Regions from separate parts of the Mus musculus genome. Here region 1 is linked to region 2. The links are chromatin loops, found by intact Hi-C in ENCODE. Cell type or tissue: left cerebral cortex. All regions are shown on one strand. Each heading gives the region's core, and the rest is flanking DNA. Links, peaks and the distances in the headings are about the cores only.

Region 1 (5,403 bases), core at 921-3,420, 470 kb before region 2:
CCTATCCCAGGAGGAGGAGTTGTCTGCTCTATCTGTCCAGTATCCAACACCTGAGAACACGCTTAGTTCTGCAGAGACTATTTGGTATGACTTTGTGTCAAATGATTGCTTTCAGAAATGAACAAGTTGATGCGATCTTTGGGGAAGAGGAGACACAGAAACACAGCAAAAGAACCTGTTTGAAGAGCTGTAGACAGGCAACAACACAGGGATCCAGTCTTCTAAACCTCATGATTTGGGAATAGGAATGATAAGCTCTCTCTTCTGCCACAGCCCCCTTTGCTATTAACCAAAAACAAAAACCAAAGAAAATATATATAACTTTGTTATTTTGTTTATTCTTAGATATGCATTGGGAACATTTTAGGAAGTTATGGATAAATAGCCAATAAAACGAGGCTTATTCAGTACCAATAAATATCTTAGAAATAAAAATATAGGTTGTTCGTCGAGCACTTGAAGAGCATTTTTGAGGCTCTGGGTCAGCACTCACCACTAAGTAAACCATACCTAAAAATTAGCTTGAAATAAGTTATGATTATTTTCACTAAAATATATTTTTCAGATTTGATTTTCCACTACATGTGTACAATTAAAAATATAAACAGGGAAGTGTGAATACGTTAGACAGGGTTTTTTACAGTAACAGAATTTATAGAATGGAGAGAAAGACAGAGTGACAGACAGACAGACACACACACACACACACACACACACACACACACACACACAAACACACATGAGAGGGGGGAGAAGAAGGGGGAGGGAGGGAGGGAAAGGGGAGGGAAGGGGAGGGGAGGGGAGAGGGAGGGGAGAGGGAGGAGGGAGGAGAGAGGGGGAGGGGAGGGGGAGTGGGAGAGAGAGAGAGAAAGAGAACCTGTTAGAGTGACTCACTAGCTGTGGTCCAGCTGATACAACAATGGCTGCCTATGAAAGGTAGGTCCAAGAATGCAGTAGTTGTTCAGTCCAGACAGGCTGGATGTCTCAGCTGGCCTTTAGCATACATCAGAATCCCAAAAGAAGTAGGCTCTAATGCCAGTGAAGGAATGAACTTGCTGGGGAGGATATCGATATTTCCTCTTCCATGTTTTTATATAGGTTTTCAGTAGAAGGCAAAGATCAGATTTAAGGTGGGTCTTCCCACCTCAAAGGATCTGGATTAAAGGTGTGTCTTCCCACTCCAAATTAAACAAAAATTACATATAGGTGTGCCCCTCTATTTTGTAGTCTTAGTTAATTCCAGATGTAGCCAAGAAAAGCAACTTATAGCCAAGAAAAGCAAACTTAATGGTACAGACCTGGTTTAGATGAACAAAAATAAAAGAGACCCAGAAATGTACAGTGACCTGTATATATCCATATATGACACTACAAAAGCTGGTGGGAATCTTGGATATGCCCAGTTGCTGTTCAATTAACAACATTTATCAAATTTCTAGGCTGTGCTAACCATGCAGAAAAACCTCGATCGGCACACTCTCCCTACACCTAGATCTTAGCATACAGTAATTCACTGCTCAATAAGCTACTGACACTTTGGATCAGTGTAGAGAGAGTATCTTGTCAATTAAAAAGCCCTATCACTTAGGCATGAAATAGAAGGTGGGTCGTCTGAAAGGAGAAAAATTCTGGGATAGAGCCAGTTGGGAGATCTGCCTGGGATGTTGTGAGGAGACAGACATATGGTACCTAAGCTCAGGTAACTAGATGCATGACAAAATGGATATTTAAATAAATGGGTTATCTTAGTTATGATTCTAGTCAAAGAAAAGTCTAGCTATATGGTCAAGGTATTTGTAAAGATACTTTGAGTCTGAGTCTTATTTCTGGGAGCAATGGGATGAGAAGAGGAACCAGGGTTAACTCTCCAGACCACAGAAAGGAAAAGAGTATTACATAGCAAGGTGTCTAAATTCCAAAGAATGAGTAGGACTCTGCAAGAAAAACAGGCTCTGGGGCCCAAAGATGGCTGTTGAAAGTGATGTATCCTGAAATATCCACTCTTCTTGGTGTAGGTGATGCACCATCTGGCAAATGAATTGTATCCAAACAGTCCTTGTGCTGACAGTATCTGAATCACTCTCATTAAGGATCATCTGAAATCAATGTGAACCCTGAGTCTTCAAGAAACAGAAAAACATCTCTGCTATCCTTAGTTATTTCAAGGTTTTCACATAAAAGATTTTTCAGGACAGAACAGCTTGTCCAGTTTAGCTTCAAAGAACAGAATAAGGAGGCATGTTGGGTAAAAATTACAGAACAGATTTCAGCTTGACACTTGGACAGATTTCTCACTAAAGCTGTATCCGGAAACAATGAGCTCTTGCCATGACTGGAGGTGTAGAGACTGAGTAAGATATCGACTTGATGCAGCAGAGGAAACTTAACCATGTGGATGAATTAACTGGCATTAATGGTTCTTATCTCTGTGAGTTTATAAATTGAATATAAACCAACTCACATGGCAGCAGGCCTGGGTTGATTAACTAATGCAATATGGATGCTACCATAGATGTCTGTTTTTCTGATGCTGTCCAAAACTAAGGATGAAGACAACACAGGTGTATCCAGCACAGGATTCCCGAGGGATCTTCTAAGATCGAATCCAAAATTTCCTTTGTATTCTCTGGACCATGGGCCACTTCTTTCTTCTACAACAGATAGAAATTTTGAACAATAATTACCACAGATGGAAGGATAGTGGGGGTTAATCAGGAAAAAGAACTATGGTTTTTATTCTCTTTTAATGGCAGTGAGAAATGTGTGCCTGCATCTTCTTTGGAACACCAAGCTGCACTTTTCCCTTTACTGAACTCTTATTTGTTCAATTCCCTCAACTTGAGCCTGTGAGTTGGATGGCATCACAGAACAAAGGCTTTATGCACTTAAGCAGTCCCTTAGGAAGTGTCATGTAAGCCATTTGGGATTGGGGGAACTTTCCTTGTGACTCTTGTCCAAAACAAGAAGAAAGAATGAATAGCACAGTTTTTAGTTTGGAAAAACATGACCCAGAAGTTTCCCTAAAACCCAAGAAGACAATATCTGAGAAAACTGGGCTAGAGCTTTTCTGTAGTGATGTCCTCTTTGAGGGTTTCTTTATAACATGAGAGGATCCCAGAGAATCTGGGGAAGAAATTTAGGAAGAACTGTAATTTCCAGGGTAGAAGTCTTTGCAGGGATGCAAGAGACAGAATATAGGAGGGGGGGGGGAGTAAAAGCTTCAGTCTTTAAAAGTTTATCCATCATGAGAGAAACACTGGTGGGGAAGGTACTGAGTCAGCCCTGATCTGAGGGAGGTAGAGCTTTAAACCAAATGGAACAGAGAATCTGATTTTGCTCGTTTGGGGGACCGGACTGGTTATTTCTACATAATGTAATGTTCTCATACCATATGACAATTTCCCAAGGTTTCCTCCGTAGATGCAGAACGGAGATAGAATGCAATTTGTTAAAGTCATCGTGAAGTAAAATAAGTTTTCTGAATATATTCATTATATATAAGGCATTAAGATAAATACTCAAAAACATACCCCAGGAAAATATGCATTAAAAACATCCCTTGCTCATTTATTCAAAATGTCCATGACACTTCCAGTACTATCTGCAAGCTCTTATAGAAAGTTCAATGTCAATTTTAAATTCAATTTTATACTATATTAAGAGTAATGCATTAATACTTATATCTCGAGCTTCCTTTTAAATGGAGATGTCATGAATACAGCCAGTGAGGGAAATCGGTTTTGGCAGAGAGAACTGAGAGAGGACAAATAGGAGATAGCAATTAGGTTTTGATGTTCTCTAGGTTTGTTGTGCTTGGCAATCAAACTCATTAGGGTAACCTTCATTCTTGGAAACACGATCTAGTAGTATTCATTAATAGGGGTTCATTCCCTGTGCATACTATGAAGGCGGCCTTCATAAGCAGTAGGAACCACTGCATGTTTATGCCACATTTCTGAGTAACACATCATGACTTGGTAATATACAACCCATTCAGAATTACTTCCTTGAAGCTTTCTTTTGAATAATACAGAATCCATACTGTGCATACAAGTTAGAGTCCTCCAGAGAGGAGGAGGACATATTTTGCTCATGGTTATAAGGAACATTTAATCAGCAACTGCACTCTGGTCTGCTATTAATCACCTCCCATAGCACTATGCTGGAGACCATTCTGTAACCTCATCAGGGTGCAACAGGAGTCCCAGGAACAATTAGCAACATATCCTCTGAGCAAGACAGGAGACATGGTAAGGGGAATATATATCTGCAATCTCTGAATTTTTCTTTCTGTTCACTGTACACACTGATACTGACGTAAAATTAAGATATGGATTAGTGCTGAAATGGAGAGAAAGTATGGTTTGATAGTAGGTAGCTTCAAGTCCAAATCCAAATGCCATAATGCTTTGCTCTTCTCAGATTGTTTGCCTGTCTGTTAATCCCATGTCAGTAGGATGGTTTCAGAGGGGACAGGATATGGAGTGGGAGGAAATCTGAGAAATTCAAGGTTCCTAGGTGCATAGGGCATACACCACACAAAGAACCAAGAAGCAGCTACCACCCATCCTCAGCTTTCCTGAGCAGGAGTGTGTGTGTGTGTGTGCGTGTGTGTGTGTGTGTGTGTGTGTGTGTGTGTCTTTCTGTCTGTCTGTCTGTACAACTGGTTCTCACCACTGATAGTAGTCATGTTCTATAAATTCATTATGAACATTGAATTAGCGATGGCTGAACCAGCCATGCCTAAGTTCACAATTCAAGCCTAAGCACAGATTGTCCAGCATATCTTAATGTTTCATAAACAGAACTATTAGACAGGACTGAGCACACTTAAGGGTGGGTACGTTTTAAACAGCACCTCATCTCAAAAATACTATCTAAAAGAAAAAAAAAATGCTAAGAAAGCCACAGAAACAGTATTTGTTTCTGATCTGGAAACTTGAAAAGAACACAGAAAAATATCTATTGGTTAACTGAGATCTGTTTACGTCCACAAATAAGTGACAATGTGTTAAGTATGGATTTGGGACTACAAATAAATTTGGAAAATAAGTGAATGCCAATCATGAAATTTCTAAGCAATGAAGATCAATCATGTTTGTATTGCTCCTCCTACAGTGTGTGTGGGGTGATATGGGGGAGGGGGAAGGAGTCAGAAAGATGAGGAGTATAAAGCTGTGGCCTTTAACTGGCCTCAAAAGTTTATATTCAATTGAATAATTGGGGCGGAACAATCACAAACACAATACTTAAAATACAAACTGGTTACATAAGAGCAAATTTAATGGTTGAAATTATGCTATGAAATTAAATAGGAATATTTAAAATACTTATGGCAGTTATATTTAAAAGGTGAGACATTTTGAGTTTTTGAGATGGGACAGAATCCATCCTGAAAGGATA
Region 2 (5,403 bases), core at 1,112-3,611:
TGCTTTTCTGAAAGTGGCGTTTACAATATGTTGAGACATCAGTTTTCATCTGATAGGACACAAAAGCCATTATATTGAATCTAAAGGGGGGAGTGGACTATACGCCAAGATTGAGAGAAAGACAGGTTTATAAACTTCGTCCTTATATTTTGCTTTTAAAAAAAAAATGCACTCTTACCTCTTGCCCAGAAAGATTTAATTTTGCTTGCTTGGTGGAGAAAGTGCATCACTAAAACTAAAAGCATGTCAGATTCCGTTGCAACCAGGTTCTCTGTAAGGCTAGGCACTGCACCCGGAAGACTTGATGTGCTCAGGCATTTTCGTTTCAGCAAAACCTATACCCTCTCTGCCTATGCCACGCAAACTGATATAGTGATCACCAGCCATGTGTAGCTATTTAAATTTAAGTCTAAATTAGTTGACATATGAATATAGAATTATTAAAATTAAGCAGAATGCAGAAATGAATTCCTAATTTGAATTTCCTCCTGCTTAAGTGCTCAGACGCTACATATCATTAGTGCCTGACATGATGCTAATACAGGTACAAAATATTTTAATTTCCATGGAATGTCTTTTGGAAAGGAGCTACTCCATACTTTCTTGCTACACTATATTCCTCCCTAAATCCCTGCATAAAAAGAAAGAGTACTGCTTTATAATACCGTTCACCTTGTAGGTAACTGTCGCAAGACCTCTTGGTTATATTGATCAAGTTGCTGCTGATTAGCAAGGTTTACTTATACTTTATAAGATCAGTGAGACAACTTCACATTGACTCTCAAGAGTCCCTTCTTTCCCCTTCTCCCATGTTTGAATTGAGACTCTTCTGTCATTACAAAGAGATCACGAACACAGAGCACACTCCAGGAGAACTGACCCGCATTCTCCTTTTACACTATATCCCTAGGCCATCCCCACCACAGTGGCAATAGAATAAAATAGAATTAGGTCATTCATTCAGGTCTCACAGATATCCCCATTCATGAAGTCATCCATTCTACAAATAGTCACAGAAAACAGCTATATCCCTAGCCATGTGCTAGCCACCAAAGGCACTGCAGTGGAGGAAATGGATATGCTTTGGTGCTTACACTCTAGTGGAAAACAATGAGCACATGTACAAGACAAAAGTACCAAATGATGAAGCCAGAGCCCTGACGTCGTCTCCTGAGTTAAAATTTTGGAGCAAACGACAGAGTGATGCTTGAAAGATAAGATCACTTTTAGATTATATAAGAAAAGGAAGAATGGCAGAAATGTGATTGCAAACAGTACTAACACCATAGTTCAAAGCTTTGAAACTTAAAAGAACAAAAGCAGAATTAGAAAGCTCACTTATTGCGGTAGAGCAGGGATGGGCAGAGATCCAAGTAAGGCCACTGTGTCACCACCTGATCCGAATGTTTTAAAGTGGCTGTGATTGTACAGAATTCACAGAAGTGGGGTGAGAATGGATCCACGGCGAACATTCCTGGGGTTCTCTGTAGAACTGAGCTTTGGGAAACAAGCTGGAGTAAAGCTGAAAGGTAGAGAATGAACCTTAGGGCGGGATAGCTGTATGTTTACTGCAGGGGAGGACTGGAAAAGAGAGGGGAGTTTTTTAAAATGACTCCCAGGATTCTGGTTTTAAGGATCTTTTGGATGTTAACCTGCAAACACTGGGGGAATGTGGCTTTGGGGAAAACCAGGCTGTAAAGTTAGCTTGGAGACTAGCTGAATTAAGAGTGCCTATGAAATGCTAAACAGGGTACACAGACTAGGCAGCATAGATCTGTGGGTCATTATTTATTATTATTATTATTATTATTATTATTATTATTATTATTATGTTATCGGTGACAATAAAGTCATGGGGTCGATGAAATCATCCCTGAGAGAGAATGTGGTGAAAGGAAATGAGTACAGCTAATATAGACACACACATACACACACGCATACACACACACACATGCACACGCACGCATGGGGGTAGAGAGAGAGAGAGAGAGACCTTCATGGTATCTACAGCATGATAAACAAACACCCCATTCGTAATCACCCAGGATTCAGTCTCATCTATTGAATATCTTCGGTTGGCAAAGGTTCCCTTTCCAGATTTCCTGCAGGTTTTCACACGTCTAGATCTTCATTCCTACCACTGGAATAGAGCAGTGAGCTAGAGATCCCCTGGCTCTGAGCCAACAGACAGGCTCGCACCATTCCTTACCACACACTGCCATCTGCTGGCCTTCACCCAAGAGAGGAACTCCTAGCTCCTCTTTATGTTATTTAGACCTTTTAGGTTGTCTCCTAAGAAAACTAAGCAGTTGTCACTATTTTATTTTTTGTGATCTCATCAACTTCCCTGTGATTCATAGAGAAAAATCAAGTTATACAGTAAAATTCATCCATTTCTCTGATCCTTTATTCAAATATTGTTTATGTAAATGTCAAAACATATAGGCACCTTTAATACAGGGAAGAAATTGAAATAATTGTTGCCATAAATTATAATAGACATGCTTCTATAACATCACAATGCTTCTTATTTAGTTTATGAAATTCAGTCAACTTTGAATTAGAGTCTTTTTCCTAGACATAAACCAAATTTTATACCAAAATTATTTTTATGGTTGATAAAGCAAAACTTCATGGTTTCCATGTCAGTCACAAACTTCTGAACACAGCTCCAACCTTAAAAAGCAGCATAAAGTAAACTTCATGTAAAACTAAGTAATAAACAATATAAAAGTATACTTTCTGTCCATTTCTGTATCTCCTCACTTGCAGATATGTGTAAATTTACAAAAGAAAAAAAAAAAAAAAAGACTGGAGAGATGGCTCAGAAGAGCACTGGCTGCTCTTCCGCGGCAACCACATGGTGGCTCACAACCATCTGTAGTGAGATCTGATGCCCTCTTCTGGTGTGTCTGAAGACAGCAACCGTGTACTTAGACATAATAATAAATAAATCTTTTTAAAAATTGCAAAAAGAAAGAAATAAAGAAAGGGAGGGAGGAAGGAAGGAAGGAAGGAAGGAAGGAAGGAAGGAAGGAAGGAAGGAAGAAAGAAAGAAAGAAAGAAAGAAAGAAAGAAAGAAAGAAAGGAAGAAAGAAAGAGAGAAAGAGAGATGAGAGAGAAAGAAAGAAAGAAAGAAAGAAAGAAAGAAAGAAAGAAAGAAAGAAAGAAAGAAAGAAAGAAAGGAAGGAAGGAAGGGAGGGAGGGAGAGAGGAAGGAAGGAAGGAAGGAAGGAAGGAAGGAAGAAGGAAGGAAGGAAGGAAGGAAGGAAGGAAGAAAGAAAGAAAGAAAGAAAGAAAGAAAGAAAGAAAGAAAGAAAGAAGGTTCAAACTTTCAAGGATCAACTGAAATGCACATAAGGCTATTATGTAACTCTACTTAATTCAAACAATTTCAGTTTGGGCTAAATATCAATAAAGAAATACAATAAAATGGATTAAGATTTAGAATTCAATGATGTCATCATCACTTATTATAACTCTAAAATTTTTGAAAGATAAGAATTTGAACACTCCTCTGTCACATGAGTATTATATATATCATTCAGTTGTCATAGGAGAAGATAAAAGACCAAAGTCAATCATCAAATGACTTAAATGATACAGCAAAACCAAAGAACCAATGTAAAATCCTATCGCTCTTAATTACCGAAGTCCCCTACAGTACTGTCGCTTATACAAACATCGCTACGCATTATAATTTGGTCTTTCATCAAAAGCTACACAGAATGTTCACATCTGTCAGTGCTTACTTCGGGCCCTCACTATAAATTGTGTAATCATTGAATGAATCATTGATGAATAAATATGGAGGATGCTGGGCTCTGCAGCAGTAAGCGATGAGTTAAATAAAACAATGACTGCCCTTGCAGCAGCTTGAAGCCCCGACACAGCCGCTGCGTAAATCAAGTGAGACAGAGATGGGAAAGTGCTCAGAAAGTCATAAATCATACAAGGAAAGCGTCACTGGCCTCATACTAAAGAAGAGTTAGAACACAAACATTGCCGCAGAGAACGGCTCCAGCATCAACAAACACGGATGCGGGTCTAACCAGGGGCATGAAATTAATTAGATGAAATATACAGCAAAGTTGGAAAGTGTGCGGCCACTGAGATGACAGGTCTCGGCTCTGATACTTCTCACCAATTTTTTGACCTGAGGATTCGACGTGAAGCAGTTGGGTGAAACCTCTTACCCTAGTGTGTGTGTGTGTGTGTGTGTGTGTGTGTGTGTGTGTGTGTGTTGCTGTTCTGTGATTTCCTCTGTCTTGCTTCCCCAGAATAATACAGAATAGCAACCAAATGAACAACAGAAAGCCAGGTTGCCAGCAATGCCCCCTCTAAACTCAGGTCTGGTGTACAATGTGAATCCAGTAAATTCAGACAATAAATTATGTGCAACACCCACCCTCAAGTGTTCCACGTTATTAGATAGAGGAAGGCACGGTGCATCTCTGAGGGACCTCTGTGCTCAGGAATGTTTAAACCAAATTTCCTTCCCAGTGAGTCATCGTAAATCAAAACCATGATGCCACAGGCTTGGTTGGTGAACCCATAAAGCTGAACAAATCCTGACATAGATACATTCTTAGGCTCCCAATAATTATTTTGCTCTCTTTTTTTTTTAACACATCAGCTTCCCTTGAGTCATCTTCACATCTCAGCAGTTCACATAGAAAACGGAGGGTTAAAGGAGTAATAAGAGGGCCCCACTAGAGCACATGTCTTCTAAGTGCCTGAGTGTTCATCAAATTCTTACTGGGATAAACCAAATACCAGCCTCCCGTCCTCAGCAAAAGACATGTTGTCTTGCTTCTCTGTTTTGGGGACACAAACTGTGAGATGACTGGGAACATCAAACAGGAACTGGTGTCGCCTTTCCACACAAATGTCGACTACTGTTTCTTCCTAATTTAACCCTGTCATCAGTCTTCTGGGACTTCTACAAAATGGACAGACTAGGGTTGAAAGAACAGAAATTCTCTGGTTTGGAGTGAGAAAGTCCAAAGTCAAGGTATCAAGAGGACCTTTGTACCGCATTTTCTCTCTCCTTGGTATGCACGGTGGTGCAGGGCACCTTCTGTGTTGTCATACAGCATCCCCATTTGCACACTCCTGGTGGTTTCTTCTTCTAAGGTCCTTAACCCTATTGGATTAGGGCTTCACCCTCTGACTGCTCTTGACTTAGTGATCTCCATAAAGGGCCTATATCCAAATACAATTAGGTGCAGGCCTTCAATATAGGAATGTGACTGGGAGTGGGGGGGGAGGGGGACACTCAATCCAGGCTGTGGCAAACAATTACCTATTAAAAATTAAATTTGAAAATGGTATGGTGCAAGAGCCAGGGCATACAGAAATGGGCAAGGCATTGGCTCTGACCCCATACATATCTCAACAGAGG

Evidence for each region. Peaks named below come from ENCODE experiments on the same cell type or tissue, not always from the same donor. Only the 100,000 strongest peaks of a DNase experiment are listed, where the experiment ranks them.
Region 1: a loop joins it to region 2, with 3 times the contacts of the local background. A loop is called at or near these places in 2 of 42 quality-filtered maps.

Annotation. Positions count from the first base shown.
Region 1 is chr16:54,999,785-55,005,187 of GRCm38, forward strand. No RefSeq gene overlaps it. Among named protein-coding and RNA genes, the nearest start is that of Gm22977, 30 kb to the left of the region's middle. In left cerebral cortex, for the core only: no CTCF peak of the experiment used is centred there; a DNase peak (open chromatin) is centred at 2,114; H3K27ac peaks cover 1,886 bases.
Region 2 is chr16:55,467,068-55,472,470 of GRCm38, forward strand. All of the region lies in intron 2 of Gm45968 (a long non-coding RNA gene), which reads right to left. Among named protein-coding and RNA genes, the nearest start is that of Mir5118, 25 kb to the right of the region's middle. In left cerebral cortex, for the core only: CTCF peaks have their summits at 2,233 (motif pointing left) and 2,887 (motif pointing left); a DNase peak (open chromatin) is centred at 2,192.